7 separate regions of the Homo sapiens genome follow, and all the other regions are linked to region 6. A link is a loop called in an ENCODE intact Hi-C map of the cell type or tissue named here. Cell type or tissue: heart right ventricle. All regions are shown on one strand.

Region 1 (4,000 bases), 290 kb before region 6:
TTATTGTCCCTACAGTTTTGCCTTTACTAGAAAATCATATAGTTGGAATTGTACCAGGTGTAATCTTTTCAGGCTGGCTTCTTTCACTTAGTAACATGCATTTAAGTAGTCTCCATGTCTTTTCCTTGGTTACATTTTTAAAAGGATAGGTACATTCATACCAAGTCAAATAAGGATACTCGAGGGAAGCTGAATAGAAGATCTTTACCTTGTCATTCTGGAGAAAGTTCTTTGAATCTTTGCCTTTGGAACTCTGCTTGCTATGTCATCCTCCACTAAAGTCCCACCCCTAAGGCTTCTTGCCTCTAATTAAGTGAGCCCTTTAAAATGCAAATGTTTCTGGGAGGTCACAGTTTAAATATTTCAGACCTGGGACATAACATTTTTCAGCTAGAAGAAGCTTTAGCGTCACCTGTTTCCAAACCCGTATTTAGAGATGGAAATCAAGAGAGTGGCCGTCCTGAGGAACACACAGTCAGAAATGAGTGAGTGACATGTGATTCATTTACCATGTCATTTGAATGCAGGTTAACCCATACACCATGAACTAAAAAAATAAAACACAAAGTTCAACAAAGTTCTTGTGAATTTCATCCAGAAACCTATACAGCGAAATCCTATTTGTTTATTTAATGTATGACTTTTATCCAAAATAACATTAAAGTACATCAGGACTATTCATTTTACCAACATATATTTACTGGGCACCTATAAAACGTATGATGATAAGTTAGGTGTGAAGGTATGCAGGTAAAAGTAATATGAGCTCAGCAAAAAGTAGGTATCCATGATGGCAGGCTTCCCCAAAGAAGTGACATTTGATCAGGCCTTTGAAGGATGCGCAGATATGTAGAGAAAGAAAGGGTGTGACAGTGAACCTGGGACAGTGTAAGTGGGCTGTTTCTTCAGGGATGGTGAGCCATTTTGCCTGGCTCGAAACAAGGCACACTGGGCTGTGGCAGAAGGAAGACTGGAGACTCCCAGTTATAAGTCAGGATGCAAGAAGACAGGGCTGGTGCTTCACCACCATTCCCAGGCCAGACTGCTCGACCAGGAACTCCTCCTAGAGCACAGCTCCATGAACACTTGCCAAAAGGCAGTCTGCAGTAGGTTCTTAGAGAATTCAAGGACTCCTCGCTTCCTCCCTTGGCTGCTGGTGTTCTCATTGTGCCCACTAAGGAACAAGTTTCCTTGCATTCCTGAAGATCAGACAATAGAATTCTTAAGAGAGGGTTTTCTCAGGAATGAGCCGTCCTGCGGCAGCCCTAATGCAGCCTGGGTGGTGGAGGGTGGGCTTTCCTTCCTGGAAATTCATCTCACTAACAAACTGCCTCCCCACCCTTCTTCCGCCCCTGCTCAATGCCCTGCACTTCCAGCTGCTGCTTTCTCTGCTTATGTAACAGCTTCCCAATGGCACTTTCAGCCAGGATGGGCCTCAAATGACTTTCTGCACTAAATCCCAGACCTTTGTGTAATGCAGTCATTTTGCAACCAGCCTCCCCAAGCTTGCCAGAGCAAAGAAGGCTCTAGGTCTGCAGTCCACCTCATTCAAGTAAACACCCAATCAAGTAAATTCCTGTCAAGGAAGAGTTGAGAGTGCCATTGACAAAGAAGGGGACTTGGAATAGTGATGACTGTGGGATGATCTCTCACCAGTCCCATCAGCACATATCTGGCTCCTGATTGCCTTCTCACCTCTGTGGATGACCACACAGAGACATACACATACACACACATGTGACACCTAGCCCTACGGTTCCCTGTGCTCTTATCATTATCTCCCTACTGCCAATCTTTCCCTCCATGTCCCCATTAATTCTTATGCCATCACGCACCTCAATACCACAATGACACAGTGGGGATGGAGTACACAAAAAGGGGCTATAAAATCAGACAGACAGGGATTGAATCACAGCTCTATTAACTATTGTACCACCTGTATAAACCCTTCTCCACCTCATTTTTCTCACCTGCAACCCAGAGATAAATAAAGCAAAGAGTTATGTTGACAATTAAAGGATATCACATATATAAACATTGTAGAATAGTAGCTGGCATGTAGTATAATCCCAGGCTATTTCCCTCCTTCTTTTTTCCTTAACAAATTAAATTTGATTGCATTCAAATAAGCACAGCATTGGACTGTCCCTTAGCGATGATAGAGAGGCAGTATGATAGGAAGAGCAAAGGCTCAGTAACAAATCCTGTCTCATATTGGGGGAATTTTCATTGCTAAGAACAGAAACCCAAACTCCAGCTGGATTGAAGGAAGAAAAAAATAATTTATTGGTTTGACAAAAACTGATCAATACCCTCAAAAGCTTGACTCCTTTTCTTTCCTTTTGTAATAGATCCTCATGTCTCCAAAGACCCAAATGCTGTACTCATCTCTTTCATACACACTCCAGAGTCTACCTTTCCTAGCCTGCCCTGCATCTAGGTGTGACCATGCTGTGGAATTTAAATTAAAGAGATAAGTGCAATTCTCAAGCCACTGTCTTTAAGAGGGAAGCTGATAGCTTTCCAGTTCTTCTTTTGCTCTTCCCATTGGCTGAGAAATGGGTCAGCTGGGACAATCACTATGAACCTACAGATGCCAAGCCATGTGTTGCAGATGGCAGACTTCTGGACTGTTATGTTAACAAAGACATGAACTTCTATCACATTTAAGTCCCTTTATTGAGGAGTCTGTTATAGCAGCATAGTCTCTAACTTACTAACACAATTCTTTCCAGTGGACTTGATCCAGAAGTTTCCAACAATGCCACCAAAGATGCAATTTCTTTCATTGTCTCTGGTCTGCCTTCTATGGTGTCTGCCTTATTCCAAGACTCTGCATGTTCTCGTCCCCCAACTGCTCTGTATGGCCCCAGCCTACCATAATCCCAGACCAAAAATTGCTTCAGGGGCTTCACTGATAGTAAGAAAAATTGCTGTAGTGGGTACAGACCTCAAATCCTCACATATCACACTCTTAGAAAAGGGTGACATTTTCTTCTATTGAAAAATATATTGAAATATTGCATTTAAAAATGGCAGTAGGGAGACCAGAAGACAGAATGATGGCCAGCAAACTGAAATGGCCCATAGTTGTTCATTTTCTTCTTTGAATGTCTTGATTAACTGTTGAGCTAGAACCATTATATCAAAATTTACACTGAGTACAACAATGGACTTTAGATTCAAGCTCTGATATTCAGTGTGTCCTTCCAGGGCCCTCTCAGGTTTCTACTGCGGGAGGCAAGGCACCTATTTCCCACACAATGTCCTACCAAGACACACAATGGTGTAAGCTAATGAAATTTCCCCAATGAAATTGAGTGCTGTTAGGAAGTAGAAATCAATGCTGGGAAGCTAAACAATGGCAAATGTCCACTCCATCACTGATGCTGCTATCGTCCCAACTTATAATTCCAACCAGAACCTCTCTCCTTTACCTCCTATGGAGCTGGGACTACAGTGAGGTAAGCAAGGCCCCCAGGGTACAATATTTAGGGAGACACTCATTCTCACATGCTAACCTGTGCTTACAGGACCCTGAGAGTGAGTGCCTCCTTAAATTTTGGTCCCTGTGTGCCTGCTTGCCTAACTCTAGTCCTGACACTTAACCCTCAGGCCTGTGTATTGGCCATTGATCCATAGGCCTCTCAAGTTCATCACGATTACAATGGATCCTACCACCTTCCACTGACAACCTTGTCCTCTTATACTCCCGATCACAGGGAATGACACCACCACTTACCACCTATCTGTTTGCTCCAGCCAGAATCCTAGAACTCATCTTTGACATGACTGTCTCTTCCCCTCCCTCCAGTGGATCACAATTCCTAATCACTCAACTCCATACATATCTCCAGAATTCACCAACCTCTCCAATCCTTACCACCCCTAGACATGAAACTAAGCTGCCATCATTTTTCCTCTGGACATCAGCTACCATCTCCTAACTGGTCTTCCCACTTCCATGCTCACTTCCCTCCAATACCTTTTTCTTACCATA
Region 2 (4,000 bases), 210 kb before region 6:
AAATGATATCTTGTCTGTGCCTTTCTGCAACTTGGTCTTTTTTATTCAATAATGTTTTAGTGATTTATCATATTGCTAAATGTAGCTCTAATTTATTCTTTTAGTTGCTATTTTATGTTGCTTTATTTTTGCTATTTTATGTTCTATCTAAAAAAAGATCCATTTGTTTATCCATTCCTCTATTAATGTACTTTTAGATTATTTCCAATATTGCACTATTATATACAATGCTAACACTGAACATTATTGCACATCTCCTTTGGCACATATGCAAAAATTTCTCTAAGCTATTACCTCATAGAGGAAGCCCTGGTTGTGTATTCATATTGACTGCTACTATGTATTGCCAGTTGCTCCCCAAACTGTTTTACCAATTTATAGTCCCACCAGCATGGTATGATAGTTCTCATGTCTCCTTATCCTCCTCAACATTGGGTATCTCAGACTGTTATTTTTGCCTATCCGACAATGGGAAATAGTGTCTTACTGTTCTCATTTGAATTTCCCCAACAGCTCATAATGTCAAACATCTTTTTATATGATTATTGGCCATTCCAGTTGCCTGTTCATAATCTGTAGATTTTTCCATTGTTTGTCTTTTTCTTATTGACTTGTATGAATTATTTATATATCCTGGGTAATAATCTTTTAAAACTTGAATGTATTGTAAATATTGGGACAAGCTTTGTAAACTTCAAAGCAGCACCAAAAAAATGGTTTTTATTAGTGTTCATTTTACTCTTACATATGTCTTATCACCTAAACCAGAGCCTCCAGAGGACAGAGAATGTGGCTTCCTTATGTTTATTTATCCAGAATGAGTGTTAATAGGAAGCAGCCTGGAATTATGGGGGAAAATTAGGGCTTTAAAAATAGAAATGGAGTTAATACTGCCTCTGCCACTGAGTAGCTATGTAAGCTTGTTCAAACCACTTAATCTATTTCCTTTGTTCTAAAATGGGAAGAATATCTCACAAGGTTGTGAAGAATAGCATAAGATAATGCATGTAAAAGTGCTTGGTGTGGGGGCATAGCATATACTAGATTCTCAATAGATATTAGAATAGAAATATTGATAAATATTTGTTGGTGGTGAACTTAATTCTTCAATAACTGGATAATAATAGCTTTATTGACCATTTCTTATTTCTAGACACTATTCTACACAAACAGCTCCCTCTACTATATTTTTATCTTTTTTTTTTTCTGTTTTGAGATGGAGTTTTGCTCTTGTTGCCCAGGCTGGAGTGCAGTGGTGTGATCTTGGCTCACTGCAACCTCCGTCCCCTGGGTTCAAGAGATTCTCCTGCCTCAGCCTCCCGAGTAGCTGGGATTACAAGTGCCCACGAACACACCCGGCTAATTTGTATTTCTAGTAGAGATGGGATTTCACCATGTTGGTCAGGCTGGTCTCGAACTCTAGACCTCGGGTGATCCACCCGCCTCGGCCTCCCAAAGTGCTGGGATTACAGGCGTGAGCCACCGCGCCTGGCCATCTTTTTTTTCACAGATAAAGAATCTGAGACTAAGAAAGATTAAGTAATTTAGACAGTTATACAGCTTGTAAATGGTGGCTTTAATCTACAAAGACTGATTTATCTTAGTCTTGTCACAAAAATGTATTCATCCATCCAACAATATTTGTTGAATGTCTACTATGTTCCAGGTACTCCACTAGGCACTCGGCTGCATTGGTGAACAAGATGAACAGACTTCCTACCCTCAAAGAGCTTATATTTTAGTAAAGGACCAAAACAGCAACCAAATAGGCAAATAAATTGTGATATATTATGAACAAATGCACAACTAAGATAGAATATGGCAAAGAGCTTGGAGATTCTTTCAGGGAAGTGATCAAGAAAGCATTTGCCAAGGAATGACACTGAAGCCAAAATAAAACAGATGAGAAATAGCAAGCTGACCATTTGAAGAACATTTCAAGCAGAAGCAACAATATGCAAGTTCAGTTCCAGTCCATAATATGAACTAGACAGAAACTATTTCGATATTCCATATCTCCCACTTGCGAGTCCTGCTCACTCTTTTTAGCCATGGCAAGGAAGAAAATACTGTGAGCCCGAAGCAGCTGGTAAAACCATCATTCTACCCTGAGCCCGGATCACCCCCAGCTGGGCAGCGGCCATCTGGACATCCTCCAGCTGCAGCCACTCTTCTCCTACCAACTTCCCTTCCACGGCACTGTTCCATCTCCCAGGCCAAGCCTGTGAACTTGGCCAGATAGGTTTGGCTTTGTTTCTCAGGTAAAAACTTTTCACCCCAGCATTCCCCACACCGTCAATAATGGTGCACATTTGCAGATTGGTCTGTACGTGCATAAGCTGAGACCCTAGAGGATTGATTCAAGTCTGGGAGGGTGCCAGGTTTTCATTAAACCCCTTATAAACCAGCACTGCAGTTCTACAGGGCCACATCTGCCGAGGAAGCCATCTGTGATTCGTATCTTCGTGCTCCAACAAAACGCCAGCAGTGTGAAAAACTCTCCCCTCTGCTCTGCAGTGAACTGGAAAAGTAACATTAGTAATCACTTTTGCAGGCTCCATAATGACATAATGGGCATTGGCTTAAGTCTTAAACCACAGCCAATAGCCCCTGCCAACAATCTGGGTGGATCCAAGCTGTCCTAAAAATATAGGTCATCACTCATGCCCTTCTCGACCTAAGAGAATAAAGATAAAGAATTTGCACTTTGAGATACAGGGAGAAAAAGTAACTAATGTTTAATGAGTGTCTGCCAAGCATCAAGCACTTTGCAATGATGACAACCTTAAAAAGCATGCATGATTGTACTCATTTTACAGAGGAGGGGCCTAAGGTCAGAGATACTAGATGGCTTACCCAAAGCCACACAGATCAGTGGCATGGCAGAAGGTCGAACTCAAGCCTCACAATCCCCAAAGCCTGTGAGCTTTCCACCCCAGAAGGAGAACCTTGAGGATGGCATGCAAACTAAGTGTTTGGATTTTTCTACAAAAGTAATTCAAGACTGCATTAAAAATTAAGCACAGGACAGATAGAACATCTTTCACCTGTAGTAGCCTAGATCTGGGTAAAACCACTAAGTAATAGAACTGCACATGGGTTATTTAAATCCATAATACTCACTTTGAGTTAGATGAACAGAAAGGAGCTTGCCTTCTCTGCTTAATTCTTGCTTCCTCCTCCCCCAACCCCAGCCCATCCTGTCAAAAAAAAAAAAAAAGAAAGAAAGAAAAAGAAAAAGAAAAGATACTGCCTGCTCCTAATGTCTGAGCCCACATCCAAAAATAGAACCATCCAGCCGGTGTTCATTTCATTAAGAGTACCTTCCAATAGGGTGCTTGCTTGCATTTTCTGCTAAAGACCTTTGGAGGTCCCAAGCAGTCTTAAAGCGAAAAGTCCTTTTTCTTCTGAAGATGCAGGATCTCTCTGGGGCTATCCAGGACAAAAGGACGGACTCCTTAAACAAAGAGGAAACAACTGCTCCCCTCAGGAGACTGCAGACTCAGAAGCAGGGAGAAGAAGAAAAAAAAAAAAAAAGCCTGGGCTTTAGGACCAAGCAGGCTGCGGTTTGAATCTTGGCTTTCCTGCCAAATCATTGTATGAACTCAGACAAATATTTACCTTTCTGAGCATCCTTATGTGGAAGAATGAATCTAATGATACCTACCATACGGGGTTACTAGGAGGAACTGAGAAGACAATACATCAAGACACAGGCACATGGTGGGTTTCAATAGAAGTTAATTTGCTTTCCTTACCTTTTACATTTATCTTCTGTTTGGCTAAAGCTTCAAAGAAAGATTCAAAAAATGTTGAAAGGGTTGATAGTTTTCTTTTGGAAGGATAGTTTTTGATATTTCAGATTCTGTTGGATTGTCTAAAAGATTAACTCTCAGCAGCTTTTCCTCTTTCCTCATATAAACACCTAGAAATAATTTCCTGATCCATGTCCCATTGATGCCAAAGAGCAACAGGACAAAGAGAATCAAATCATGTTTAA
Region 3 (4,000 bases), 100 kb before region 6:
AACAACAAAAAAGACATGCTAACTAAGTTCAAGCAGGTCCCATGCCTCCAATGCAGGCTGTCCTGACCCAGCTTTGCCCCTTCAGTTCTTATCCTGCAAACCTAAAAAGCTGCTACACCAAGTGGCTTCTCTAAAAGACCCCAAGAGCCAAAAGCGACTCACATTTTGGTCTCTGGGGGATAATGTGATCCAGATTCCCTTACGCCATGCTGAACAAGGGAAAGCAAAGAGTATAGAAAATCACTACATTGGCAGCAGGGAGACGGGGGTTCTGATCCCTGCCCAGCTATTCACACAGTGAGTCATTTACGCAGGTAATTTTTCATCCAGGAGGCGAAGGAGATTTGAACATGCACCTGGACCAGGACTAGGACTATCTGTAAAAGATCTGAAAGATACCAAGGGAAGGGGAGCTTTGATTGCTTCTCCATCCAAGGTGGGGGCTGAGCTAGACAGAGTAGAAAGAACTCAGGTATAGTCTCCAATGCTAGGCCCACCACTTTCTCACTGTGTTCTTGGGCAAGTCACTGGACATCTGAGTCTCCGTTTCCTCATCTGAATACAGGGGTCAAAATTTCTACATTGAAATGGTTTTCCTTCACTTGCCTGTTTTATGATCTTAAAATTGGTAACTGCCTTCTCTGGGCCTCCCTTCTTTCCTTACCTACTTATCAGCGCTGTGGCAGAGTAGGAAAGGGCATGGGTTCTAGGGCGTGATTTGCAGTGTGATCTTGAGTCAGTTGCTTCTCTGTGTCTCAGTTTTCTCCTTTGTAAAACAGTGGCTACCTCATGAATTTGTTACAAGGACTAAAAGAGAGGAAAGTATATCAAGTACTTGGCCCACTGTTAAGTGCTACACAAGTGTGAACTCGCTTACATTGTATGTGTGACTACTGAGTTAAGAAATACCACAGATGAAAGGGTAGAGCATCTGGGTTCCAGTTCCAGTTTTGTCACTCGCTTGCTTTGTGATCTTAAATAATTACTTACCCTCTCTGGGTCTCCTTTTACGTCTTCAGTAAAATGAAAGGGTGGGAGCTTCCTAAGGGCCTTCTAGTTCTTGCATTCTGTGTACCAGAATTGTGTACAGAGATTCTGGTACAGAATCCATCTTTGAACCTGCTGCTCCCTGGACCTGATATGTCTAGCAGTGCTTGTGGAAAACCTACTCCCTTCTCATCCTCTGGCCAGGTTAAGTTTAACCTCCTATGGGAATATTTCCCTGAGTCACTCAAAAACAAACAAACAGACCGGGCGCGGTGGCTCACGCCTGTAATCCCAGCACTTTGGGAGGCCGAGAGGGGCGGATCACCTGAGGTCAGGAGTTCAAGACCAGCTTGCCAAAATTGTGAAACCCTGTCTATACTAAAAATACAAAAATTAGCTGGCTGTGGTGGCACACGCCTGTAATCCCAGCTACTTGGGAGGCTGAGGTAGGAGAATCACTTGAACCTGGAAGGTGGAGGTTGCAGTGAGCCGAGATCTCGTCACTGCACTCCAGCCTGGAAGACAGATCAAGACTTCATCTCAAAACAAACAAACAGGCTTGGCACAAGTGGCTCACGCCTGTAATCCTAGCACTTTGGGAGGCCCGGGCAGGTGGATCGCCTGAGGTCAGGAGTTCAAGACCAGCCTGGACAACATGGTGAAACCCCATCTCTACTAAAAATATAAAAATTAGCCAGGCATCGTGGCGCATGCCTGTAATCCTAGCTACTCAGGAGGTTGAAGCAGGAGAATCATTTGAACCCGGGAGGCAAATGTTGCAGTGAGCCAAGATCGGGTCACTGCACTCCAGCCTGAGCAAGACTCCTTCTCAAAAACAAACAAACACACTCCATTGGCTTCTTCCTATGCTTCGAGCATTTACCTGGATACCACTCTTCTGAATCTGACTTATCATTCTTAGTTTCCCTCGTTCTCTCCCTGCTTACCAAGCTGGGTACCCCTCGAGGGCCTGGTGGGCCTGGAGTGACAAAGTGCCTGGGCTTTGAAGGCACATCCCAGCCTCAAGAAAGCTCTGTCCCATACTATCTGGGTGATGTTCTAACTCTCAACTGCCTCATCTATAAAATGGAGACAGTAATACCTACAACACAGGGTCGTGAGGATGAAGTGCCCGAATATCCACTTCTGGCAGAGGACACTTAGATGCAGTCACGTGAAAGGGCTGGACGTCACCTTTCTCTTTGGAAATGTCCCCAGGGTGTGGCACAAAGGAAGCACGAAATACAGTATTAGTGGACTGCATGTTCTGGGGTGAGCAGCTTGGAAACCCCCAACTCCCCATCCGCCAGGCCACAAGGAGTTAATGTTCAACAACACCCTTCTGACCCGGTTCCTTTCCAAACCAGGCCTGCAGAAGCCGACGGCTGCTCCCATTGGGCCCATGCCTGCCCCGCCTTCCCGCCCGGGAGGTCTTCTGCGCCCAGCGCTCCTCCAGCTTCTTTTGCTCTCCCCAGAAGAATTTAAAAAGCCAAACAAAACCCTTTTGCTGTGATCTCACCCCAGACAAACGCACGGCTCCCAGACAAACGCACAGCTACAAAAGCAGCCCGCATTTGCATTCTAAACCGTCCCGGCCTGGGATGAAAAGCAGAAAATGAAGTCAAAGCGGCCGGCAGAACAATGAGCCCCTCCCGGCAGCCGCCGCCCCGGCCGCCCCCACCTCACAGGCTGAATCCCAGGCCCGAGACGTGGGGCGTCCGGAGCAGCCCCCGCCGCGGAGGAACGGCCGAGGCGCGCCCACCTCCGGGGCCGTCCGAGCCTCGTCGGGCTCGGTGGACTGGCCCCGCCCGAGCGCGCAAGCTTCCCATCTCTGCTTTCTCTCCTCCAGGGTGAAAGGACGGACGGCCCCGACCCGCAGACCCGGCAGAGCCCCGCGGGGAGGGCACCAGGCCAAAACTAGGAGGAAACCGACCAAGTGGGCTGCGGCGGCCGGGAAAGAAACCACGTGCGCTGATGTCCTCAGAAACGCAGGGAGATGTTCCACCCACGGAAACCATTTGGGTTCTGCTAAAGAAGGGGGTCAGGGGTCAGAAAGGGCTCTTGGAGGGGACGGGAAATATATATGAAATTTAAAATATCTGTATATATTTTTATATATACATATGTATATATGTGTGTATACATGTCTATGTGTGTATACATACATATGTGTATATACATATTTTATATGTGTAGTATATATGAGACCAGGTTAAGTTTAACTTCCTCTGGGAATATGTGTGTGTATATATGCAGATAATATATAACATATAATAACATATATAGCATGTAATATATAATTTCAGCGTATATGTATATATGCTGAAATCTACAAAATAAAAGTCAACACTCCAGCCGCAGCATTCGACAGCCCATAGGGACACAACAATCCGTTGATCCTACCCGCCTTTTCACTGCCCCCCACCCATCCCTATGCCATCGGTTTCTCTGCTTCCTCAGCATAAAGTCCATGCTCCGTCATTTTAATTATTCGGTCTAAACTCCCTTGCCACTCGAACCCATAGGTGTACGCACCTGCCAAACCCCAAGCAGGTTAAATTCAACTCTTGTCCACCCTCACCTGCGTCTGCCGGGCAAGGCACACCACCTTGCTGACTATTCCCAATAAATTCTTGACACTAACCCCAAATGGGTGGTTAATGCTGACTTACATCCCTACTACATTTTCCCAGTGGATTCTCTTCCACTCTTCTAAACAAATACTTTACATTTTCTCTTTTCTCAGCTCCCCCCTCTGCTCCCCCATCCTTCCTCACTGCTGCTAACTTTGTTGCTGTTTTATTGAGGAAATAGACGCAATCAGGCCAGAACTTCTGCAAGCTTTCCCCAGGCACCCACCTGATTTGTAGCGTGGCTTGCCTGGTGGCCATCCTGTTCTGCCCTCCGACCTGTGATTTCGCATGAAAGCTGTCTTGCCCTGCCATAGGCCGAACCTCCACCTGCATTCGACGCCCAAGCCCTTCACAGCTCTGAAAACCCTCCCAGAGCTCTT
Region 4 (4,000 bases), 140 kb before region 6:
AACCGGCTCTTCCCCTCCTTTTAGAAAAGTCTCCAGAGAGTCCACCCCACCTTCCCAGCCTCACCTCCCAACTCTTCTCCCCTCCCCTCCCCCACACAGCAGAGCTCCAGGAATGCAGGCTAATTGCTCTTCCCCCAGCGAGCCTCGTTCTTTAACATGCTAGGCCTTTGCTTAAGTGTTTCATCTGCCTACCATGAATTTTCCCTCCTTCCCCCTTAAGTGTACACTTACTCAGACTTCAATATTTTGCTCAAAAATTGCCTCCCCTCTGCCCTCCCTGATCCTTTGACACCTACATGGATTGCATGCAGCTGTGCATTTGCTCAGACCCCAGCTCCTGCCTGGAGTTAGAGCACTGAATTATTACTACCACCTCCAATGCCAGCCTCTCCCTTCAGGTCGTGACCACATGGAGGCCAAGATAATTCTTAACAATGTTGTAAATGCATTGCCAGACACAAGAGAAGACTGATGGGCAAAAAAAAAGTATGTTAATGAATGTTGTAGAGTGAGCTCTCCTAAGCCCTGGAAATTCACTTGGGTGACATGTCTTCTGGATGAATCAAAACCTCCCTATCTCCTTACTTTAATTGTTTCAGTTAATATTTTTTAAGTGCCTACTATTTTGAGGACACTGCTAGGTGCTTAGAATGGAATGATGAGCCAAAACAACAATCCTGCCCTCATGGAGTTACAGTCTAGTGGTTCGGGTCAGGTAGACAGACATTAATCAGCTGCATAATTTTAAAACTATAAGGACTGTGAAAGGAAAGCACAGGACAGGGCAATACAAGAGGAGATTAATTTATGCACCAATATTTGTTGAGAGTTCACCATGTACTAGGCTGAGTTTGAGGCTCTGGCAGAGATGCATCCTTTCTGGAGCTAACCTATCCTATAACAGGGGAAACTGGTCCAGGCTGGGAAGGCTTTCCAGAGGAAGTGATTGCTGAGCCTGATTTAAGGGATGAGTCACCATTAAGGAGGCAAGGGCAGAGGGTGGGAACAATGAACGTTATTTTATGATTGGTAGTGAGATGGGGTTGCCTACAGGAAAATAGAGTACTTCACTAAAATGCCCACAGAGAACTTGACAGCAGAAGTTGGCAGAACAATCCAAAATGTGTGAAGGTCAGATTCAAAGGCCCAGAGAGACTCTGTGATTTGCCCAAGGTCACCCCCATGCCTCTGGTAGATGGAGAGAAACAGAGTCCTAGCTCCAAATCGCTGCCTCACAATGCCTTGCAACTCTTAGATTATTTGGGAAGACGCTCTCTAACCTGAAAAGAGCCCCCCGGGATTAAAGGGCAAAGTATCCCCAGGAAATGCCCTTCTAGAAGAAAGACCAGGTTCAACCTGGAATTTCCTATAAAGAGAATGCTACTTTACCATAGTAGAAATAAGAAGCAATGCCTTCTGATGTTGTGTTCGTTCAATAACTATTTACAGTTTGCAATGCACTTTCACATAAATGGTCCCATTTCTTCTCAGAGTAACGGTCAAGCCCCAGGCTTTGGGGTCAATGAGACCGAGTTCTAATCAAAGCCTTCCTATTAACTGTGACTTTGGGCAAGTTATTTCACCACGCTGTGCCTGAGTTTCTTCATTTGGGACCAGTGGTCTTTCTAGCAAGGCTATGGCTAAAATGGTGCATTAGTTTGCTAGGGCTCCATAGCAAAGTATCACAGACCTGGGTGGCTTAAACAACAAAAACTTATTATCTCACAGTTCTCCAGGCTAGATGTTTGAGATCAAGGTGTTGGCACTGTTGGCTTCTTCTGAGCCTTCTCTCCTTGGCTCATAGATGGTTATCTTCTCCTGGTGACCTACATGGTCCTACCTCTGTGTCCTAATCTCCTCTTCTTATGAGGGCACCAGTAGTATTGGATTAGGGCCCACTCGAATGACCTCATTTTAAATACCTTTTTAAAGACTCTTTCTCCAAATATAGCCACATTCTAGGGTACTAGGAGTTAGGGCTTCAACATATTTATTTGTGGGGGAACATAATGCAGCCCATAACAGATGGAATCAGGTTTCTACATTTCTGCACAGTGCCTGGTGCACAGCAGATACTGGGTAGGTGATAGGTGGCATTGACATTGGCATTTCTGGGAGGGACTGTGGAACAGATGACTGCTGGTTCTCCCTCTTGTGCTCTAAAGGACAACCGGGGCCAGGCACGCTTGGTTCTAATCCTGTCTCACTGCCTGGATGACCTTGGAAAGATCTTGGTGCCTTCTGTTTAGTAACAACAAAGGAGATGCACCCCATACTATCTGTGCTCCTTCCCTTCTCACGTAGTTCCATTGTAAGGCCCCAAAGCTTGCCACTCTAAGAGCAGAACAGGAAGGAGGCAAAGGTCCTGCCATTTTCAGTACCATTTACTCACAGAAGGTGCAGCTTGCTGCTGCTGTTTCTGTACATGTGAGTGGAAGCAACTTCAGAAAACATTCTCTTACCTTGCCTTTCCCCGACTGCCTTTCCCAGAAGGTAGGAGACAGCAGTTTTCCCAGAGGCAATCAGTTAAAATATTTTTGGATACAGAACACATAACTTAGGGAGAAATCCTGATAAGTCCCATTGTCCCCGGATTACCCACTGGCATCTTAGGCCAGATTCATTCATCTGGCAGCCTGCCCTGCCCTGGCATGCCCGGGACAGCTGATGCTCCAGGAGCAGGTGAACATGGCCAGAATATCACCTTGGAGGTAATTTTCTCCTTGTGCTCCTTATTCACTGAGATGTTAAAAGAGGTTGTTGGTGTTGTGGGTTTTTTTTTTAAAGACTATATCAGCACATCCTATTTGTAGCATGAACCCAGGCAGTTCCTAAAGACTGGCTTTAGTCTATTGTGTTTGCTTCCTCTTTGAACCCAGTCAAATCAAGATAGTGAAGCCAAAAGAGATGAGTGAGCAGAGGAGAGACGCTGAAATGGCACTTTGACACTGCAAAAAAACAAATGAGTTTTGAAAAGGCACTAATTGATCTTTAGGCCAGTGAGGCCTTATTTGGGGGGTGTTCTTTGTGCTCCACTCTGAGCCTCATATTTTGCATTGATTTTCAAAAGGACTCATGCTCATTGCAGAAAACTTGGAAAATAGAAAAATGCAAAGAAGCATAATATATATATACATATGTACACATGCACACACATACAACCCATAAGTCTGTTGTCTTAAGATAATTATTAAGATAATTGCTGTTAATGTTGGGATATGTTTTACTCTAGTCTCACTTCTTGTGAAGTTGAGATCATACTAGAGATAAAGTTTTATATCTCTGTTATTTTAATTTTCATTCTATCAAAGGCATTTCTTTTCAAGAAAAACTTTAATGTCTGTATAATATTCCAGTACATTGATGTACTGCTGTGACCTAACCATTCTCTTGTCGTGGATATTTACGTTGGTTCTGTTTCTCTTTTAAGGGATAGTTTCCTCTGATTTGTTGGGCTTTTATAAACAATGCTACCTGGACATCTATCTATTTTTATCTACCTTTTTCTAAGAAAATATCACATCATTAATTTCATATGCTGCATTCTTTTTTTTTTTTTTTTTTGGAGACAGAGTCTCACTCTGTCCCCAGGCTGGAGTGCAATGACGCGATCTCAGCTCACTGCAACCTCCACCTCCTGGGTTCAAGTGATTCTCCTGCCGCAGCCTCCTAAGTAGCTGGGATTACAGATGCCCACCACCATGCGGGGCTAATTTTTTGTATTTTTAATAGAGACGGGGTTTCACCATGTTGGCTAGGCTGGTCTCAAACTCCTGACCTCAAGTGATCCACCCGCCTCGGCCTACCGAAGTGCTGGGATTACAGGCGTGAGCCACCGTGCCCAGCCATGCTGCATTCTTAAAACAACCGTGAGAATTAGGTAGTATTTGCATGTAATGAATTAGGCTCACAGAAGCCACGTGATGAAAGAGAGCTATTAAACTCCAAACTGCTGGGCACGGTGGCTCACGCCTGTAATCCCAGCACTTTGGGAGGCCAA
Region 5 (4,000 bases), 500 kb before region 6:
TATGTCTCTACACTCTACTGTGGTGATCTCAAAGTCCCTGTATGAATGCCTCATATTTTATCACCAAAATTCTAAATAGAGACTCTCTGTTTCATGGTTAGCACTCATTTCTACCAAGCTTGATCATCTGAGGTGGACCAAATTAGAAATAGGCAAGCAAAATAGAGGTAGGAGAAGCTATTAATACAGGTCAGGAAGAGATTAGTTTTGGCTGGGTGCTGTGGCTCACAGCTGTAATCCTAGCATTTTGGGAAGCTGAGGTGGGCGGATCACTTGAGGTCAGGAGTTTGAGACCAGCCTGGCCAACATGGTGAATTTCCATCTCAACTAAAAATAGAAAAATCAGCTGGGCATAGTGGAAGGCACCTGTAATCTCAGCTACTTGGCAGGCTGAGGCAGGAGAATCACTTGAACCCAGGAGGCAGAAGTTGCAGTGAGCTGAGATTGCACCACTGCACTCCATCCTGGGCAACAGAGTGAGACTCCATCTCAAAAATAAATAAATAAACAAATATAGACAGGTCAGGAGTTGTGGGTTGTGGCTTTGCTTGACTTCACAGAAGAAAGAGAGAAAAATCAAACAGAACTAACTGTAAGCTACTGAGGACAATAATAGATGTTCATATCTTTGGTTCTAAGTCATCAAGAAAAGTTTAAACTATGTACAAGAACCTTCTCAAGGAAGCAGATAATTCATTGAGATAGATGCTTGGGGGTGAGGGCAAACCTCAGCTATCAGGAAATTCATCTCAAGTTAGCAAACGTGAATTCTCCTGTGATCCTAGGGTAATGAAGTAGTAACAGCAATAGAAACAACCATAATAATGGCTGGCTACTGCATTGTACTCTGCCTCTTAGGAGTACTTCCATTTTCTCATTTAATATTCAGATCAACCCCATGAGGAACAAATAATAATTTTTATTATCCACTCATTTCTCCAAGTGAGGAAATCAAAGCTCAGCTTGGTTAAGTAGCTTGCCAAGACAGCAGAGCTAGTCAGTGGCAGAGTAAGAATGCAAACCCTAGTCTTCTAACTTGAAGCCCAGTGCATTTCCCACCCTCTGATCTTCTCTCATCCTTATAAATAGCCATAAGACTAAGTAGTTCAAAAATATCTTCTTTCTGGTTCTCAGGCCCATTACAAATGCCACTTGCCCTGGGTAGGAAAATAAAGCCCAAGCTCTTTGCTGGACTATGTGCTAAGTCCTTGGCGCCCAGAAATAACCTCCTGGAGACTATGGGCCTTATATTTACCGCAAAGCAGTGGGTAAATAACTAGTTGGTGTTTTAGTGTTTTGTGGTCACTTAATCTGTTGTGTTGCTTCCCAAGACTCTGAAGGTTTCCTTTTTCAGTTAATTCTTATTTACGTTTCTGAGGTCTGTGTTGTTTTGGGTTTGGTTCATTGGATGTTTTTCTTGGAATGTGTTGCCATTGGCTTCAGGATGTTCCTGCTCTGCTATTTCATGGAATTTTCCCCGAGTGTGGATTGCTATGTATTTCTTCGGGGCAGTGAGCCAAGGCAGTGCTGGTATGTAATCTGTTCCTCTGGCCAGAAGACTTCTTGTCACCCATCCACATGGTGCTTGGTTGTATTTCTCCACTGATAATTCCCCTCCATCTGTTAATGTGCAGGAACCTTGGACTTCAGCCATCTTGTGTGTTGTGCGTTATTGGCTCTGGATAAGACAAGGCCAGTTGCTTCTGATAGAGATTGTGTCAACTGATTCTACCAGTTTGTTCTATCAGCCCAGGGTTGGGGAAGGAGATAGATGCCAAGTGTCATAGAAAGAGTGGAGAAGGCTCACAGGGTTAATGCTATAGACAAAGCAAGAATTTGTGATTGAAAACGTCCAGCCCTTCACACAGCCCTATGCCCCAGTAGGAGAAGAGCCAGGAATGCCAGGTGCATTGAAAACACCACACTCTCCCATGGCTCTCAGCGAGCCTTTCTTCCTTTGTCTTTGACAATCCAATACAAAGTATGTGCCAAAGAAAAATAAGAATTTGTTCCATATCAGAAAGTTTCGTTCTTTGGATATTTTCTTTGTGGGTAAAAATAAAATATTAGAAAGGTCAAATAGTGTTTGTTCAATAAAATGGTATGCTTCCCAAGGCTTTCAGCCTAATTAAGATACAAAGCACACATTGAGGCAGAAAGTTGCCCTCGATAAATTCTTTGTTTGGCTATTTTATTTATCGTACTTCATTCCATTGTTTTGTGTGTTGTATATCTTACTCTTTCCATAAGGAATTTGTGATAGCTTACAAAAATGTGTCAATAAAAAATAAAATATCTTTAAATCACTGGAAGCATCAAGGTGAATGGATAATATTAAAGATATGAATAAGATTAGGGTTAGTATTTCATAACAGATAACCCTGTAAAATTGTTAAAAGCGATTCATCAAATTGACTAAAAAAATCCTACCGTTTATCACTTGAAGTGTGCTGTGGCTCTCTAATCTATAGGTAGTCTAAATTGGGTGCATTTAAGAATCTGCACAGTTTGATTTTAATTTGGAGGTGAAAGAGGCCAACTCTAATCCCCACATTGACTTCACATGCACTGGCGCACATCTGAAGGTCAACAGTTTTCATATTTGCAAAGAGACAAGAGGAGAACTAATACTTACTAGGTACCTAATACATATTAGGCATTGTACCAATAATTTGACATTTAATAATTCATTGATATTCTCAACCACTCTATGAGATAATAATTACCTCCATTGGACAGATAACATAAGCAAAGCTGAGTAACTTGGGCAAGTGTACTCAACTAGTAGGGACAAAACTAAGATCAACACAGGTATATTTGACCTCAAAGTCAACGTTCTTCTCATACTGTGCCTGACAGACAGGTAAGAGGGTATGGAATATGCTTCCCCCAGTTGATGAGTGTCGAAACTCTCAAACAAACGTGGTTTATTCTGAGCTTGCCCTCAAGCTGTAGGTTGACCAGGAAATAAGTATAAGTTCAAAGCAGATCACAGTGTTTGGAAGTTAAGGTCAACAGAAAGACATATCTGTGGTTATGACACTATACACTGCCATACAAATGTCCTCCAACCATTCCAGAGAGAACATAGGTAAGTTCCTCCAAATTGAAGACATTCATAAAAATAAAAGAATAAGAAGCTATAGTTGTATATGGAATGAGCAGTCATATTAATCAGACAGAGAATGGCTATGGTGTTTGTTGTACCTTCCAGTCAGAGCAAACCAGTAACATTAGAAATCTTTGTGGTCTCCAAAATTCTTGCATCTCTGACCCTTCTCAAGTGTCATCCTCTCTATTTTTCCCCATTTTCCCTTCCTGGCAAACTCCTACTTATTCCACAATTTCTCAAATGCCACTTCTGCAACGACTTTTCTCTGTCTCTCATATGACCTTAAAGAGCTCTCTTTTCTGTGCAGTTACTAAAGTTAGGTACATCCACATCATACAAATTCATTACTATAATTTTGTATGCTTCCCCCAGTTCCTATTGGATAGTGAACAAATATATGACAAAATATATATTTTCATCTTCTAATTTCTAGTTAGATTATTTAATTTTTAAAACAACTTTTGAAAGTAGCAATTTTTACTATTCTCATTTTACAGATGAGGAAAATGAGATATAAAAGTATAGAGTAACTTGTTCAGTTATAAAGCAAGTACATGGCAGACTTATACCCAAGCAGGGTGGTTCCAGAATCCTTACTATATAAATATCCTCATCAGACCTGTCTGAACCCCAGTCTTCTATTTCTTACTCTTCTTCCAGAGAAGGTTCTTCTAATCCTCTTCTCCCAACATCCCCACCTCTTCTCTCATCACAACTTGATTTCTTCCTCCCACAAAGTATGTTGACTCCCACCTAATTATGGAGACTAATACGGAGTTAGCTGGAGCCCTATCCTGGCTCCAGGGTCCAAGTGCTCCTCTTACAACCCTCAGGCTACTCAGTATACAAAGGACTCTCCAGCTATGAGGGCCCACCCATCATGGGAGG
Region 6 (4,000 bases):
CTCCACCCTTCCACAGAGCACAATTATACCTTCAGCTGTCTCTTCTTACCTGAAGGGGGCCGTTCTTATTTTTAAACTCTAAGAATCCTATCTTTCTTTACTATGGACCATCAAGAGGACACTGCACAGTAAGAGCAGTGCTACAGAAAGAGTCATGAATACCAGAGAGGTATAACTCCAGCCTAAGAAGTCTCTGGTCTGCAAAATCTGCATGGACAAATCCATTTCAAAGGGGACTTAAGTCTGTGCAGGAGCTGTATTTTAAGGGAACTGAATTGGGAACACAGATGTTTCTTCAGTTAGCAGAGTTGGCAGAACAGCTTCTGGACCAAATCCGAGTTCCTAATGCGGGAAGGGGCCTTGGAGAGCATCTACTTCAACCCACTCATTCAACTGCTGAGGAAACTGAGGCCCATGAGGCAGTTAAGTGGCACACCCAGCAAGTGGCAAGAGTGGCAGTGTTCTGATGACAAGTACTGTGCGTTTTCCATTACACCATGATTCGCTTTAAAAAAAAAAAAATCCTAGGCTGACTTCAACCTTGGAAGTCCTGTTCATTCTTGTGAAGCGCTTTCTCCCTCCCCTACCGAGTTCATAAATCCTCCTCGCCCTCCCACTCCAATTCCTTTAACTCCCACCGCTCTTCCAGCTGTGGCTTCCAACGACTTTGGAAAACAGAAGTGGACCATCGCCTCAACTTTCTGGGGGCGCAATTAAATTTGTGGTCCCCAAACAAGATCGCAGCTGGCTTTCCCAGTGCCTCAATGTGCCCATCAGGGAAATGGGGCTCATCACCCCTGCTGCACCGAGTCAGAGAGTGGGCGAGCTAAAACTGATGCCCCTGAAGCCGCCTACCACCTGGCACACAGTAGGCACTCAAGTGATTGCTGAAGCCGTGCCCAGCACCAAGCCCGGGGAAAGCACCTACAGGAGAGGAGCAAGTGAAAAGGCCGGCTAGCCAGTCTGGCGAGCCTGGGCAGCAAAGGCGGAAGGGCTGGATGTTTACATACAGCCGCCGGGAAGGCAGCTCGGCTCCAGGCAGGAGCCCGACTCTCGGGGCGATCCATTTCACTCGGATGGAGGGCGACCAGCTAGCTATACGCTGGCTCTAGAGCGCGGCTCAACCAACTTCCCCTACGCTAAAAGGACGAACCCACACCTTCCGCGGGATTCCGCCCGGGCTTCCAACGTGGAGACGACTTTTACTGAGCTGGTTTAACAGTTGCCCACGAACGCTTAAGCACGCCCAGACCCACTCAAGTACAGGCCAAGAAGTCGGTGGGATCGGGGAGGGCGGGGGCTTCGGGCCTGGGCGGCGCAAAGGCTCCCCAGGAAGGCTGCGGGGGCCCCCCGGAGCTGACGGCGCGGCGCGGCGCGGCGCTGCGCGGCCCCGGACTGGGCTGGGACGCGCGCCGAGGGACGAGGGGCCGAGGGGCCGAGGGACAGCGGGGCTGGGCTCACCCATGAAGAGGCAGAAGAGGTCGAGGCAGATGAGCAGCACCCGCTTGCTGCCGCTCCTCCTCGGGTTGTTGTTGAGCGCCGGGCTGCCGCCGTTCTTGCTCTCCGGGACGATCGCTTTGTCGTACTTGTAGTTTTGCATGGCGCTGGCTGCGGCGCGAGCCTCCCGCCCCGCGAAGACGTCCCGCAACAGCAGCCACACACCCAGGCGCCCGGGTCGCCTCCTGGCCGAGGCTGCTGCGGATAGTGGCGGGTCGGCCCCGGCTCCGGGCGCGGCGGCTAGAGTGCAGCCGGGGCTGCCTGCCTCCAACTGCAGAAGGTGGTGTTTTCTGCTCCTCCTGCGCGCCTCTGCTTTCCTCTGTCAACCCTAAATCGTTCTAAAGTCCAAGGGGAAGAGAGCCAGATCCCGAGCAGAAACTTTTGCAGAGCTGCGCAGCTTGGGGCGCGCTGTTGTGGCGCGCGTCTGAGTGCGCGAGCGAGCGAGTGGGCAGCGCGGGCGCTCGGCCACCTTCCTCCGCAGCTGGTTCCTTAATGAATGGGAGCTGCGCTGAGCCCAGCAACTCCGGAGCGCCAGCCCCAACTCTAACTTTGCCTCCTCCTCCTCCTCCTCCTCCGGCTCCTCCTGCTCCTCCTGCTGTTGGTGCTGCTGCCGCGGCGGCTGCTGCTGTGATCGCCTGGGTTTGTTTTCTGCACTTTTATTTCACGAGGTCCTTTAAAAAGAGAAGACGTGGGGGGAGAGAGAGAGAGGGACCTCCTTACTTGGCTCGGATGGGATTCCGAAAGCACAGCCCCTTCCTTAAGCTGCCTAAGACGTAGGATAATTAAGGCCACATTTTCCCCCACCCCCTTCAAAAAAAAAAAAAAAAGTCCTAAAAGGAAAAGTTACTCTCAAACCAGAGAAACCGGGAGCCCCTAGCGTTCAGAAACACCAAATTGTCACCAAAGAAAAAATATATATAAATAAAAAGAAACATTTTCTTGCTGGCCTTGGGTCAAGTAAAAGTTAGGGCTGTACAGCTAAAATGCATTTTTCCTCACCTACAAACCTGAGGCTTTCAGGTCTTTATTGTGACTTGAATTGTATTACCCTGAAAATATAATTTTTAAGGAAAACAAGTTGTTTGTTTGTTTAAGATCTTAACATCCAACACCGGGTACTACGCTAGATTTTGAGAATACTAAAATGAAAAAGACTGCACGACTGTGGAACCACATCTCCTGGATTTCAATCCTGTGACTCTGTGCCTCAGTTTCCCCGTATGTAACTAGAGATAACTGTTCCTTTTCATATAGGGTGGTTGTGAAGACTTAATTTGTTAATCCGTATAAGCTCCTAGAACAGTGCCCAGTACATAGGAAGTGCTCTGTGAGGGTTAGCAATTACCTTTTTTCTGGGTGAAGGAGTCTCAGGCAACCCCTCTCTTGGCCCCAAGAGTAATTCTACTACTATGGGGAATTCCAGGGCAGCCAAAATGCTCTCTGCTTGAGTTTCAGACAATCTAACATTTTTCCTTAGAGGCTGGCATCTTATTTTTAATTATTTTATGTGAGTTAATCTTTTTTCCAGATAGAGAATAAACATTTCCAGGGCAAGGGCCTTCCCTTGTATCTTCTATAGTGCCTAGCATGGACCTGGGCACAGTGGACAATAAATGGATGTTTTTTCCAGGTGGTTCTTTGTGTGCATTCAGAAATGGAAATATTTGTAGCTTTTTGATACATTATATGAATCATGTTCTTTCTTACACTGACTTGTTTTGGGTTTTGATAACTTTATATGCAGCCACCATCAACCCTTTCTGGTACAATTGCCCTTTCTGGTACAATCCTTTCACACTCCACACCCCTGCTCTCCTGCACGCTCTGCCTATAATGCATACCCTTTCCTCCTCTAGTTAGGGAAATGCTTCTCTTGCTTTAGTATCCTCTGAAATGTCACCTCCTCTCTGAGTACTTTCTTCATTCCTGCACAGAATTAACTTCACTGTCAACTCTTTGCTTCTAACTATTTTTTTTTCCCCCGAGATGGCGTCTCACTCTATCGCCCAGGCTGGAGTGCAGTGCCTCAATCTTGGCTCACTGCAATCTCCGCCTCCCGGATTCAAAGGATTCTCTTGCCTCAGCCTCCTGAGTAGCTGAGATTACAGGCTCGTGCCACCACACACGGCTATTTTTGTATTTTTAGTAGAGATGGGGCTTCACCATGTTGGTCAGGCTGGTCTCAAATTCCTGACGTCATGATCGCCTGCCTCGGCCTCCCAAAGTGCTAGGATTACAGGCATGAGCCTATGTCAGCCTGATTTGGTGTTACAGATGGTAAAGACTAGCAAACTGTGTAGGTTATCAGCGCCGCGGCATCTCTCTAGTACCTAGCACGGGATTTGCTGTGTACTGAATTAAGCTCAAGTTAGCACCGGTTAGTAAGTGGGGCTTGCAAAGAAAGACAACATTGCTATCTTCTGGAAGCAAGAAGATCTGACTCTCCCAAGAAGTTTTGGAGCTGAAGCATCCAACTGCAAATCACACACAGCACTCTCAATTC
Region 7 (4,000 bases), 71 kb before region 6:
GTATTTACGAAATCCATGAGCAGCTGCTTCCTCTGCTGAACCCACAGCAATGGCAGCCGGGCCCTCCCCTGACCCCTCCCAGGGGCCCCTAATTTGCCATCTGTTAGAGGGTCAGGGAGGAGGTGACCAGATATGCAAGTTGTCACCAGACAGGAAATGAACCGATGTCTGTTCCTTCGTCCTAGTCCCTGTGTGAGTCCAACTGTAAAGTTCACATCTTTGGTAGGGGTAACTTAGTGAGTGTGTAGGCGGGAGGGGGCTGGGAGAGCCAATATGAGCCTGTGTTTTTTTTTTATTCGTCTGTCTGTTTATGTGTGTCTGTGGTTCTGAGTACGATTGGGTCTGCCCATGCACCTCATGGTCTATCTGGGCTGTGGCCTTCTCCTTTGTCCTGTGTACCTCTGTCCAGATCTCTGAAGGTGTGCAGGCAGGCCTATCCGACCCTAAGTGCTTGTGTCTTTGTGTTGAGTTCATGACACTGTATAGGTTTTCTGTCTGTGCTGGCTTCCATTGTCTTCCTTTTCTGGAAAGCATTCAATTAGTAAGCAATGGAGGAGGAAACCAGACTTCCATTTGACATGTGATTTTTGTCTAGACAAGTCTGCCTGTTGTGACAGGATCTACCCTCAACAGACCCAGGTAAAAGTTCTCGGCTGTCATGCCTGTTGCCTAAGGCTCTGCAGTTATGGAACCAGCATTCTAGGGTTAATGCACTGTACCTCAGTCAGTTACTACAAAGTCAGCTGTGCCATAGAATGTCTGTGCACAAAGGTCATGGAGCTACAAGGCCTCCAGCTTCAATTCACAGGTGAGGAAACTAGGCCCAGAAGGGAAGTGTCTGGCCTGAAGCCACAAGCTAATTCATCATTCACCATTTACCCAATGCTGATGAAGCACCTATTGTGTCAGCTGCTGTACTACATACCGAGAATAAATAATCAGAAGGTTAAGCCATGGATTCTGCTATTAAGGCACCCACAATCTAGCTGAAGAGACAGACATATGAGCAGGCCATGAGTAGATGAGGCCTAAAGCCATGGTAGGAAGAAAGTGCAAAAGGCCATGGGGGACTGGAAGGAAGTGAGACAATACTGTCTCCAGGGACTGGGGAAGTTGTGGAAAGCTGAACAATGTCCCCCAAAGATGCCCGCATCCTAAGTCCCAGAAGCAATGAATGATGCTACATGATAAAATGAGATTAAGTTAAGATCTTGAGATGGAGAGATCATCCTGGGTTATCAAGGTGGTCCCAGCATCTGTAAAAGAGGGAGGCAAAAGGACAAAAGTCACAGAAGAAGGTGTGACAATGGATGCAAAGGCCAGAGAAAGTATATGTGTGTGTGAGAGAGAGAGGGAGAAGTGAAGATTCTATGCTGCTAGCTTTGAAAGTGGAGAATGGGGCCATGAGTCAAGGAACTCAGGTAGCTCCAGAAAGCTAGAAAAAGCAAGAAAACAGATCTCCCCTTAGATCCTCTAGATGGAATGTGTTCCACCTTGATTTTAGCTCAGTGAGACCCTTTTCCAACTCCCAACTTCCAGAACTGTAAGAAAAGAAACTTGCATTCTTTTAAGCCACTAAATTTGTGGTAATTTGTTACAGCAGCCAGAGGCAGCTAATACAGAAGGTTTCATCAGAGATGAGGTGACACTGGAACTGTGTTCCATCAAAGGGGACAGGTATCTAATACAGAAACTCAGGTGTTGGAAAATATTGAAATGTTTGACATGCCGGGAGGTGAAGGGGTGGAGAGATGAGAGGAGACCTGCCAAAGCCTGGGTCTTGGAGTGCCAGCTCTGTGTCAGGCTGTCTGGGGTCAACTCCAGCTTTGCTACCTTCTCTCTGAGTGCTTGGGCTCTCAGCAAATGTCAGCGAAGATTACAACTCAATTAACAGGGAGTCCGTAAAGGCTTGGCTCAGGAGGTTATCTGGCAGACTGGAAAATGGATTCTGTGTTTCTTGGCACCTCAAGTGGTGGCCTTTGTGCCATACATGCTGCTTTTTTATCAATCCTCTTAACCTCAGGTGATGTCTCTGTGTTTCAAAAACCATTCAATACAGCCATAGTTGTGAGTAAGAAGAGAACTTTGCTCCTTCCTGGCATTCCCTGGGACAGCGGCCCTGATTCGTGGGGAAGAGTTCTGTCATGTGGCACAAGCAGAGCAGAGGTCACAGACTCCTGCTTGGCACGTGACAGCTACATTGCACAACCCTGATAAAGCTGCAAAACCCATGAGGCAGATGCCTGTCATCCTACTCATAGTTCCCTCTCCCAGGCACCTGGTGCCTTCATCACATGGTCTCTGGTTCCCCACACCTCCTCACAGATCTACCCATCTCTCCTCAATCCAGGGTCCTGAGCTTTGCTTCTGTCTCCCTCACAATCAAACCCAGGACAACAGAATCCTGGGAGCTTACGGCTGGAAAAGACACTACCTTCTTTCCTCCCAGCTGAACATTTCCAAACTTTTATTCTCAGTAGCCACAGCTTCCAGGCACTTCCCTGTCCTGGCCTCTCAGATGGCTTCAATGAAATGAATCTCTCAGTGCTGCGATTCCAAGCCATTCTGGACCATGAGGTCCCACTGAGCACAAGGCTGGGTGTCAGGCATTTGGAGAAAAATGATAGGTAAGATTGAGTCCCTGTTCTTGCATGTTCACAGGTGAGTGAGTAAAAGGCAGGGAAAGAGATTTATCACCCCTTTCCAAACCATCTTTACATTGTAAATCAGGCTTTCAAACTCAAAGCAATAACTGGATCCACCCAAAGGGTTAGGAAGGACTCCGTGACACAATTAAATGATACTCTTTAAGCAGCTAACTATGGAGCTTCTGTTTCGGGTTAACTGCAGGGCCTTCAGCTTCAGGGACCCCTTCTCCTTGCAGAGTGCAGAGGGCATAGCTTTGAGTCCATGAGAATCGTGGTGCAGCTGTCTATTAGCTCTCTGACCCTGGATGACTTAAGTTACCTCTCTGAGCTAGTTACTTCTGTAAAATGGCTGTAGTACAATGGCTTAATGTGACTAAAAGAAGACAGTGGGCAGCTGGGCACAGTGGCTCACACCTGTAAACCCAGCACTTTTGGAGGCTGAGGCGGGCGGATCACCTGAGGTCAGGAGTTCAAGACCAGCCTGGCCAACACAGTGAAACCCCATCTCTACAGAAATACAAAAATTAGCCAGGCATGACGGTGGGTGCCTGTAATCCCAGCTACTTGGGAGGCTGAGGGGGAAGAATCTTCAACCTGAGAGGCAGAGGTTGCAGTGAGCCGAGATCGTGCCATTGCACTCTAGCCTGGGTGAGAGAGCGAGACTCTCAAAAAAAAAAAAAAAAAAAAAGGAAGACAATGGGTAAAGTATCAGAATGGTACCAGCAGAGAGTAGGTGCTTTGTAAACGCTAGGATCAAATTCCTATACTGTGCTACAGTCAGCGAGAGCCAAACAGGACACAAGTCAGAACCTTCATTTCACTTCTTGGAAATAAGCCATAGTCCTCCCGAACGCTCTGTCTAATTGCTTATGGCCCATGTTTTAGGATATAAAAGAGAGGAAGGCTAGTAAGGATCCCCCAACCTTTTAATTTTTTTAACTGGGGGTGCAGGGGACTCCAATTAGGGCAGTGGCGCCAAGAAGGAACCACAACAGCAGGCCCCCGCGGGCTGTCCTCCTGCTGAGAGCAAAGCTCAGAAGGGCACAGTCAGCAAAGGGTTACCCTTCAGTGCAAACACCCATCCCCCACTGTCACCTCACATTAAAGGGCCAGGCACCAGAGAACAAGCCGGTCAGTGACAGCTGCTCTCATTAACGGTTTGCTCCCCCAGGTTCTCTCCCTTCTGGCCTTTACTTTTAAAAAGAAAAAAGAAAAAGAAAGCAAGGGAGAAAGCCATTAAAACAGCCAGTCCAGTAGGCTGGGATTCCCATGTCAAAGGCTGCAGGCAGTTCACACACTGCTTTCTTCGTGGTGCCCACTCTGATTGCTGCAACTCCTTCTCCCTCTTCTTG

Evidence for each region. Peaks named below come from ENCODE experiments on the same cell type or tissue, not always from the same donor. Only the 100,000 strongest peaks of a DNase experiment are listed, where the experiment ranks them.
Region 1: a loop joins it to region 6, with 5 times the contacts of the local background. A loop is called at or near these places in 13 of 110 quality-filtered maps.
Region 2: a loop joins it to region 6, with 5 times the contacts of the local background. A loop is called at or near these places in 14 of 110 quality-filtered maps.
Region 3: it touches region 6 in a loop (12-fold over the local background); 25 of 110 quality-filtered maps call a loop at or near these places.
Region 4: a loop joins it to region 6, with 2.7 times the contacts of the local background. A loop is called at or near these places in 22 of 110 quality-filtered maps.
Region 5: a loop joins it to region 6, with 5 times the contacts of the local background. A loop is called at or near these places in 24 of 110 quality-filtered maps.
Region 7: a loop joins it to region 6, with 4 times the contacts of the local background. A loop is called at or near these places in 41 of 110 quality-filtered maps.

Annotation. Positions count from the first base shown.
Region 1 is chr1:56,290,362-56,294,361 of GRCh38, forward strand. The region is part of intron 1 of LOC124904186 (a long non-coding RNA gene); the gene reads right to left. Among named protein-coding and RNA genes, the nearest start is that of LINC01767, 120 kb to the right of the region's middle. In heart right ventricle, no CTCF peak of the experiment used is centred here; no DNase peak of the experiment used is centred here; H3K27ac peaks cover 2,208 bases.
Region 2 is chr1:56,372,080-56,376,079 of GRCh38, forward strand. No RefSeq gene overlaps it. Among named protein-coding and RNA genes, the nearest start is that of LINC01767, 41 kb to the right of the region's middle. In heart right ventricle, no CTCF peak of the experiment used is centred here; DNase peaks (open chromatin) are centred at 2,232 and 2,414; H3K4me3 peaks cover 1,911 bases; H3K27ac peaks cover 3,447 bases.
Region 3 is chr1:56,475,040-56,479,039 of GRCh38, forward strand. LOC124904185 (a long non-coding RNA gene) reads right to left here. Exons shown (of 2, transcript XR_007066106.1): 1 at 3,847-4,000. Among named protein-coding and RNA genes, the nearest start is that of LINC01767, 62 kb to the left of the region's middle. RefSeq lists an enhancer at 1,890-2,663. In heart right ventricle, no CTCF peak of the experiment used is centred here; DNase peaks (open chromatin) are centred at 2,382 and 2,883; H3K4me3 peaks cover 1,297 bases; H3K27ac peaks cover 2,378 bases.
Region 4 is chr1:56,437,195-56,441,194 of GRCh38, forward strand. The region is part of intron 1 of LOC124904185 (a long non-coding RNA gene); the gene reads right to left. Among named protein-coding and RNA genes, the nearest start is that of LINC01767, 24 kb to the left of the region's middle. In heart right ventricle, no CTCF peak of the experiment used is centred here; a DNase peak (open chromatin) is centred at 2,191; H3K27ac peaks cover 3,339 bases.
Region 5 is chr1:56,072,691-56,076,690 of GRCh38, forward strand. The region is part of intron 2 of LOC105378741 (a long non-coding RNA gene); the gene reads right to left. Among named protein-coding and RNA genes, the nearest start is that of LINC01755, 130 kb to the left of the region's middle. In heart right ventricle, no CTCF peak of the experiment used is centred here; a DNase peak (open chromatin) is centred at 1,541; H3K27ac peaks cover 2,246 bases.
Region 6 is chr1:56,577,417-56,581,416 of GRCh38, forward strand. It overlaps PLPP3 (phospholipid phosphatase 3), which reads right to left and starts at 2,147. Exons shown (of 6, transcript NM_003713.5): 1 at 1,462-2,147. The coding sequence starts at 1,600. RefSeq lists an enhancer at 1-132. In heart right ventricle, a CTCF peak has its summit at 2,366; DNase peaks (open chromatin) are centred at 365, 1,275 and 2,065; H3K4me3 peaks cover 2,944 bases; H3K27ac peaks cover 3,219 bases.
Region 7 is chr1:56,506,518-56,510,517 of GRCh38, forward strand. All of the region lies in intron 5 of PLPP3 (phospholipid phosphatase 3), which reads right to left. Among named protein-coding and RNA genes, the nearest start is that of PLPP3, 71 kb to the right of the region's middle. RefSeq lists an enhancer at 3,438-4,000. In heart right ventricle, no CTCF peak of the experiment used is centred here; a DNase peak (open chromatin) is centred at 2,174; H3K4me3 peaks cover 550 bases; H3K27ac peaks cover 4,000 bases.